2 separate regions of the Homo sapiens genome follow, and region 2 is linked to region 1. Evidence: read pairs that join two places in POLR2A ChIA-PET (ENCODE). Cell type or tissue: Panc1. All regions are shown on one strand. Each heading gives the region's core, and the rest is flanking DNA. Links, peaks and the distances in the headings are about the cores only.

The links. ChIA-PET counts read pairs that join two places held together with the same protein. Peaks named below come from ENCODE experiments on the same cell type or tissue, not always from the same donor. Only the 100,000 strongest peaks of a DNase experiment are listed, where the experiment ranks them.
Region 2: POLR2A ChIA-PET joins it to region 1 with 7 read pairs; 2 of 35 experiments call an interaction of 5 or more read pairs at or near these places.

The regions. Positions count from the first base shown.
Region 1 is chr6:584,121-588,520 of GRCh38, forward strand. The region is part of intron 11 of EXOC2 (exocyst complex component 2); the gene reads right to left. Among named protein-coding and RNA genes, the nearest start is that of HUS1B, 71 kb to the right of the region's middle. In Panc1, for the core only: no CTCF peak of the experiment used is centred there; a DNase peak (open chromatin) is centred at 2,601.
Region 2 is chr6:726,227-730,626 of GRCh38, forward strand. LOC105374873 (a long non-coding RNA gene) reads right to left here. Exons shown (of 3, transcript XR_001743915.2): 3 at 1,610-3,693. Among named protein-coding and RNA genes, the nearest start is that of EXOC2, 35 kb to the left of the region's middle. In Panc1, for the core only: no CTCF peak of the experiment used is centred there; no DNase peak of the experiment used is centred there; H3K27me3 peaks cover 2,580 bases.

The sequences.
Region 1 (4,400 bases), core at 248-4,247:
CAATACACTTACACTGACTTTTTAACTATGAAATTATTTGCGTGGTTCCACAGAAAATTCAATGAATCTGCTAATGGTTTCCTAATGGGGGCTGTAATTTAATCTCGCATACAGGAAGTCTACCTGACCCTGCATTATGGTAATACCAGAATTATATGTAATATTAACCCCAATAATATTTGTAAAAATGATATAAAATATGTACGTAAAGGTCCTAGCTGTATTTTTTAAAATAGCAAGATATAACAGTTTATACTATGTAAATTCAAAATCATAAATTGTAATACTATGATTTATGCATGTATGTTATGAGCTTGTACTGAAAATATGGACTTTGTGTATCTTAAGGTTCTTGGAGTAACATAAATGTTTTTATTTCTTTCAGCAAGTAATTAATACTCTAGTGAGTGTCAGAAATTATTAAAAGGGTAGATGTTTAGCACAGCCTGTTATTCAGTTTTCTTTCTATAATAGCTCCACCACTGTGAAGACTCGAAATAAACCACTCAGATGGAACATACCATCTCTAAGTTTTCAAAGAGAACCTGAGCCAGGTATAAATGTCTTTTCTTCTGCTCTGCGGCTATTCTCGAGAACTTACTGCTTACTTAACAGTGTGGCCATGTTCTAAATGTTGCCTACTGAACCCTAATTCTAATGATGTCCTTTTAGAAGTTCTAATTAAGTGCATCTCTGAAAGAAGGTAACACTTTCTCTATGAGTAGCCTGATGCCTTCTCCCTTAAGTTATCAGACATAGCCAGCATATATTTTAACTCACATTCAGAACAAAGAAAAAAACACCTTTGAAGACCACCTTTAAAAATCCTGTTTGTGAATGTCAGTAGGGGGTTAACCAAAGGCTTTTCCTGGCAGGAAACCTCTGAAGACGCAGTCTAATTTTGGACCTATTTCACAGGAATTTTAAGAGACGGGTGACACTTCTTAATAAGGTAGTAAAAGTTTAACATGTATAACAATTCAGAACACAAGGCTGCTTTGAACATAGGGGAAGAGAAGCAAAATGGTTAACCTGTTCAGGCTGGACAAACACCATAAACTCTTCCATCAGTATTTAGAAGGTTTCAAGATGAGTTTTTAAAATATTAACCTTAGTTTTGCTCTTGTTTTTCCCATCTTTTTCCACCCTTAGAAAAACCTAAATGATCACATTTGGGCTACAGAGTTAGAGGATGCAAGAGGCATGTGGAGCGTTTGGGGGTAAAGGACCAGGTGTGTGAGGTGCAAGGGTGAGCTCCTGTCCTGGCCTCGTGTTATACTCCGAAGGGCACCATCTGCTAGCACCAGTGTATATTATTACTACAAAAACGAGTCCAGACAAGGATCTAATGCAGGACTCATAGAATTATCAACTGTACGGCAAACTCTGCTGCCAAATGCTTCATCTACAAAAGGAGCTTTCTCGGAAAAAGGTAGCTTTGTATGTAGGACTGCTGTCTCTGAAAATCTGTCACCATCTTTGCTCATAACATTTTCTCTGAATACCACAGGGCTACATACAATTAACATTTTTTTCCCAAACCACCAAAGTGAAAAGCAAAAGTCTTTGCTTTAAAAAAGCAGACTTAAAAAAATATTTATATGTTAGATTTCTTAGATTCATGCACAAAGACCACATTTACTTTAAACAGACATCAAGAATTATTTTTCCGTTTGAAATATTTATAGTCTATCCATTTAAAATTGCATTTCATTTCACAAAGCTATTCTTCTTCTTATCCATTGTTCTGCTAGTGGATTTACCTAAACAACTTTACAGTGTTAGTAGTCTAAGTACAGATATTATAATAAAGGAACTACTTAAAACTTGTTTTCTTTATATTGGAATGTAGTAAGCTTTCATTTTAAAAGCAGGCTCCTGAGAAAACCCGCATAAAAACAATGTAGCTTTATAACAAAGTACCAGATAAAATGTAGGCAGTCCTTTTACCGCAGATCATTTGTAAGCAATTTCTTACGGTAGTAATTGTGTTTTCAAATGCTCTAGCCTTCAGTAGACAGCTATAATCAATTCAAGGAAACAGCAGGTGCCAAGCAAACAAGTAAGTACTCTGTCACCGAGCCCCGGGCATCAGAAAATAACCAGACACACTCGAGTCAAGAGAGAGGTGGCATCCGCTGCAGGCTGCCGGCTCTGAAGCTTTACATCCAATGTATGTGCCATGAGTTCCTTTGGCTCTGATGGGGGCACTGCGGGCCTTCCCAGGGACAGCCTTACATTTCCCAGGATCCCTCCTAAGGGACTGGATGCTCTCTCACTCACCTCCATTTTCTTAACTTGCTCATTCTCAGAGCATTTATTTACATTGCACATATAATTTTAGAAGTGAGTGATGAGGTCTGTGTAAAATTTCCTTAATAGAATTCACCTATGTATAGCAAAATAGCATAAAAGTAATAAAGACCAGAAGCACTTCATCGAGCTTGGCTAGTTTCAGGTGCAGCTCTTCATGAATCCCCAAATACCAGCCAGCCTTCCCTTACCAGGGGAACGCTCACCTGCTCTGACATCACATTGAGAAATCCTGTTTGATGCAATATTTGCTCCAACAATGTAACTCAGAGGGAGGTGTTCAGTAACCTATTCCATAACTCACTGGTCTGGAGGGAGTGTGATCAGGTGAGAGGGGGAGTGACCTGGACACCCACTAGTCCCACCCCTGCTCAGGATACGGAGGACGTGTCTGGACACCCACTAGTCCCACCCCTACTCAGGATACGGAGGACGTGGGTCTGTCCTGTGGCTTCTCTGAGACACCTTTGTCACATGCGAAATAGAGCTAAAGGCATCCACAAAACTAGACAGTTTCCCAGATTTCTTCCACATCTAAAATGTCACAATTATGAGAGGATGCTCAAAGGAAATTCCAAACAATATTTAGTAGGCATTCCCCCATATTACCTTACATTTATATTATATATAATTAGGACAATAATAAAACATCCACCAAGGGTCCCTAGTCAACAACAGTTGTAGATCACACAAAAGAAAATTTGTGTGTATTCCCAGCAAACTTATAATTAAGGCAAATATTTTATATAAACACACGCACACATACACAAACATAGATATGACATTACCTGTAGATGTAAATGTAGATATGTGTATTTTTTTTTTTTTTGAGACGGAGTCTTGCTCTGTCGCCCAGGCTGGAGTGCAGTGGCACAATCTGGGCTCAGTGCAAGCTCCGCCTCCCAGGTTCCTGCCATTCTCCTGCCCCAGCCTCCCAAGTAGCTGGGACTACAGGCAAATGCCACCATGTCCGGCTAATTTTTTGTATTTTTAGTAGAGACGGGGTTTCACTGTGTTAGCCAGGATGGTCTCGATCTCCTGACCTCATGGTCCGCCAGCCTCAGCCTCCCAAAGTGCTGGGATTACAGGCGTGAGCCACCGCGCCCGGCCATAGATATGTGTATATTAAAGTTAACATGTGTGCAATGACATACACATATAGAAATGATCACATACAGAAAAACACCGACATGCAAACTGGCCAAAGCACACTCTATTTCACTAATGGCGAATCCTCCTTCCATCCGAGGAAACGTTCTGTCCGCGTCTGTGCCGCATTTCATTTACCATTTGCCTGTGCACTGAGTATCAGCTCAAGGGCAATGCTATCGATGCACTCAGAAAGATACTGAAGAAATTAAACTTTCTGAATTTGAAACTGGAGTATTTCATATTTAAAAAATATTCATATTTTAGGTAATGGTCATGGTATTTTGGCTACAGTTTTTAAAAAGAATCCTTATTTCTAAGAATTACATACTGAATTAATTATGGATAAAATGATGTGATCTGTTTTAGAATAATCCAGGGTGAGGGAGGGGAGAGAAGCAGGTAAGACTGGCTATGAGCTGATAAAATGAGATTGGCTATGAGTTGGTAACTGCTGAAGTCAGCGTGAGTACATGGGGTATTGTTACATTATCCTTTCTGCTTTTAAATATAAGTGGGATTTTCCAAAATTTAATAGTGAAAATCGCTTCTGACCTAAGTTCAAAAAACCACCCCAATTTTCCAGTTAAAAGCCTCTCATGTGCTAGAATTACCTACATTTAGATTAGCAGTGTTTACTGACAATGACAGAGGGAACAGTTAAGCATGTTCTGAATGTCAAAAGAAAAAATAAAATGTGAATTTAAGACATTTATATTGTATTGTCATTAAAACTGTAAAGTTCAAAGAGTTGTAAGGAATTGTTTCCACTTTTTTATTTTTTGAGATGGAGTGAGTCTCACTCTGTTGCCCAGGCTGGAGTGCAGTGGTACGATCTCGGCTTACCATAACCTCTGCCTCCTGGGTTCAAGTGATTCTCCTGCCTCAGCCTCCTGAGTAGCTGGGCCTATACCTGGCTATACCACCATACCTGGCTA
Region 2 (4,400 bases), core at 299-4,298, 140 kb after region 1:
GAGTGTAAATTAGTTCAGCCATTGTGGAAAGCAGTGTGGGGATTCTTGAAAGAGCTAAAAATGGAACTTTTTAACCCAACAGTCTCATTACTGGATATATACCCAAAGGAATACAAATCGTTGTGTCATAAAGACATATGCGTGTGTGTTCATTGCATCACTATTCACAATAGCAAAGACATGGAATCAACCTAAATGCCCGTGAATGGCAGACCAGTCTACCACATTTTAAGTGGTAGATATACACCATGGAATACTATTCAGCCATTAAAAAGAATGAAATCGTATGCTTTGCAGGAGCATGGATGGAGCTGGAGGTCATTATTCTTCGCAAACTAATTCAGGAACAGAAAACCGAATACTACATGTTCTCACCGATAAGTAAGAGCTGAATAAAGAGAACCAATGGACACAAAGAGGAGAACAACACACACTGGGGCCTACTTGAGGGTAGAGGGTGAGAGGAGGGAGAGGAGCAGAAAAAATAACTGTTGGGTATTAGGCTTAGTACTGGCATGATGAAATAATCTGTACAACAAACCCTCGTGACATGGGTTTACCTATATAACAAACCTGTACATGTATTCCTGAACCTAAAATAAAAGTTAAAAAAGAAAATTAGCCAGGGATGGTGGCACGTGTCTGTAGTACCAGCTACTTGTGAGGCTGAGGTGGGAGGATCACTTAAACCTGGAGGTTGAGACTGCAGTGAGTCCCGTGATCTATGATCATGCCACTGCACTCCAGCCTGGGTGACAGAGCGAAACCTTGTCTTTAAAAAACAAAAATTGTTCTAAAGTCGTCAGAGAGATCCCCATATTTTCTATCTATAATTTACCTGTCATAGGCAAGGCGGCCTTCTCCTTCTTTTTTTGTTTTGAGACAGGGTCTGGCTCTGTTGCTCAGGCCGGAGTGCAGTGGTTCCCTCTAGGCTCACTGCAGCCTCAACCTCCTGGGCTCAAGCAGTCTCTCCACTTCGGCCTTCCAAGTAGCTGAGACCACCAGTGTGTGTCTGGCTACTTAAAAAAAAATATTTTGTAGAGATGAGGTCTCATTATGTTGCCCAGGCTGGTCTCAAAACTCCCGGGCTCAAGCAATCCTCCCGCTTCAGCCTCCCGAAGTGCTGGGATTACAGGCATGAGCCACCGTGCCTGGGCTCATTTTTCAGAAGCAAGGTCACTAATTATTTTACCTGTGCTTTTCTTCCTCTGTGATCTGGTGGTTCCCTCTCCTCTCTTCTGCCCTCCTCCTTCCTTCTCTCCCCTTCCCTCATCCCCTTTCCTCATCCCTCCTTGCAGCTCTGAGTGCTCAAATGCTGTTTGGACTCTTCCTTCTTATAAACATCATGCTTTTCTCTTTAGCTCATGGCCGAGTTTCTTAGCAAAGTGCTTTATGGAAGTGTAGGGAATAGAGATGTCACATAAAAATGGAATGAGTTGTGAAAACAGGCAGTTCCCATCTCCCCCAAGATAGGCAAATCTTTTAATGACCTCCCTGGGAGGAGGGAGCCAAGGGCATATTCAGATTTTATAGCACCGTGGTTCAGGATATTGAATGAATACAGTTATTTCATGATTAGAAATAAAATACACTTCAGAAAATCTTTAAAATGCCCAACTGTGCAAAGATAAATTTTACTATATTCATGACTATTCATTTTAATAGTTCTTTTTCCAGTTACTTACCATAGGTCTTATGTAATACTTTTGGCAGAATAAAACAAAGTACCATTTCTGCTTTCAAAACAGATCAGTTAATACATTCAAAGCTATTGTCTTTTTCCTCGTCAAAGATGGCATTGTTAGAGCCAGCATATATAAACTTTCTTCCCTGCTGAGTAGACCACGTGGAAAAATGCTTATTTTTTCTTATAAGAATAAAATTGCAATCTTTCAACAGAACATGTTGATTATGCCATCTGGCACATAATTTCTTTGCTTAAATTAAGCTGAGAAATCAATTCAGTGTTGAAAGATATTATCCGTTTAGCATTTTTTTTTTACCTCCAGGCAATTTGAGAGAGGGAAAAAAATAAGTTGTTTTCTTTTCTAAGTATGTGAATTATATAGGTCTTGAATATTTTCTTCTACATAGGGGAAAATTATAATTTATAAGTAGATAGCTACGATCCACTGGGATTTCTTGTTCTGAAGTTATGCCAAAGCTGTACTGCGTTACCGGAACCTGCCCTGGAAGACCAGGTGACACTTGAAGATTAGCATCGGTTGATAGACGGTGTGATCAAATGATGGCAAAGACCTGTCCTAAGAGTTGTCTACATTTTGCTCAGACTTTTCTTTGTGAAGTAGTTTGTGGGTTCAGGTTGTTGCCGACAGTAAAGGCACAAATAAATGAGCTTAATACACAAATCCGGCTGCCCCCTAGGGCTACCTAGCAACGTTAAGGAACTAACAGGTGGTGGGAACTCATAAGAACGGAGTGGAAATGACCACTTCTTAACTGGACAGCGGAGGACTGCTCCAGCGGGATCCCCTTGTCAGTTTCTTCCTTGCGTCTCTCCTACCACACGTCTGTGGAGGTGCAAATCAACACCCAGTCACCAAAGACCTTCCAGGTGAATAGCTAAAGCCATGTACAGCCCTTGACCATTCTATAGCCGCCGAATCGGAGTTGAGCTGATCGTGAGAGATGCTATTGGGAAGCTCAAACAGATGCAACAAATGCCAGAGGAAAGTGAGCCTTGAACTGGAAGTTGTACATATGGCAGAAAAATGGGGAAAAGACGCAAATTAGTTGGAATTTTTGCCTTTGTCTCTTTGAGTTATTTTAAAAAGTCATCTTTAAAATAACGATTGAATGTTAAGTTTTGTTATTTAAATAGTGATTTATTAAGATTAAGAAATAAAGAATAGGAAATTCACATTTATGGAGAGGTATCATACAGAAATCAACCACCTGGGGTCTCACAAAAACACACCTACCCTGAGTCTTTGATGGCCACCTGCCTGTTGATGTCATTATCCACCTGTCAACTGCCTGGGGCATTGGGGAGAAAAGAAAACTTAAGTGTTTTCATACCCAAGGAAGTTTATGAAGTAAGTGCAAGCATCACAAATGGAGTTTTAAGAAAGCCTAGATCTGAATTCTAGCGCAGCAATAGGTTCACAATATATTTGGAAAAAGGATAATGTAATTTTTGCTGCAAGGACTTTGCATAACAGTAATAATAATACTTTTCATCACACTTAGGTTTCAAAGCCTATTCATGTGAATTATGTGCTGTGCTTCTCGTTAACCTCCTGCAAATCTAATATAATGGAGACACAGAACATAATAGTAGATGCTGAGTTGGAGTGAGATCCAAGGTTTTGGAGCTGAGGAAGTTGAAGCCATTGAAAAACGGCTTGTAATACTTGGCATGTATGCTTGAGACATGCTTGTTCACCATGGTGCCAATTTAAAAGTCATAGCTAATTGCATGCATTTATAAAAATGAAGGCAGTGTATCCCGGAATCTTGCAGTGACAGCTTTCTCTCAGGGTGATCCCTATTTCACACCATCTGAGACACAGGCTTAAAGAGCAGATGGGCAGAAGCCAGTCTCCTGATCGATGGTGGGGTGTCCCGTTCTGAGGCCGGGCTCCCACACTGCAGCTCTGCCTGGCTGGCTCCCGGTAACACTCAGAAACATGTCTCTGCACTTTGTGGGCATCTGATTCCGTACTCCTGCATCTTAACAAACGAGAGAGAGAGAGAGAGAGAGAGAGATCAGGCAAGAAAGTAGAAAAGAGCAAAGGCACATTGGCAAGAATGATTTCAAAGTCTCACCACTCCTGCTGGAAAGCCCCAGTTCCTGAAATATTTTGGAAGGATCTGTATATAAGTGCCCTTGGGAAATAATTTCTCTGATTGGCACCTTAGCTTTTTGACTCTTTTAGCAGTGAATCAACAAGTCCATCTGTGGAAAGAAGAAAGCTAATATAATGCGGCATTTAAAGCACAGCCCGGGAGACTCCACCTACTTACTTTAGAGAAGCCAGCCCCACCTTCCCTGACCTGGCCGACCATTTATCTCAAGAGTCCAGAATCACTGGAGCTCCCAGGGGGCTGATCCAATTTGTCCCTTTGTTCAACAGAAACATGGAGAATTCCTAAGAGCGAGAACTTGATTTTAAATAGGGAATTAGAAGACTGTTAAGTCCAAACTCAATCTGTTCCATCTCTTCACCATGGCTTATGGTCCCACCAATGCCACTGGGCTCTCCAGACCACCTTTGTTGACTATTGCCAAACACTATGAGATACAAAAAAGAAACGATATTAGTAGAAAATGGATTGCCCACATTTTCAAGGCTGGGGAAGGGCATGAGCTGAAGAATTTCTAATACAATTCTGACTCTCACACAATTTGAACTTCCTACCTTTGCAATATGAAATGT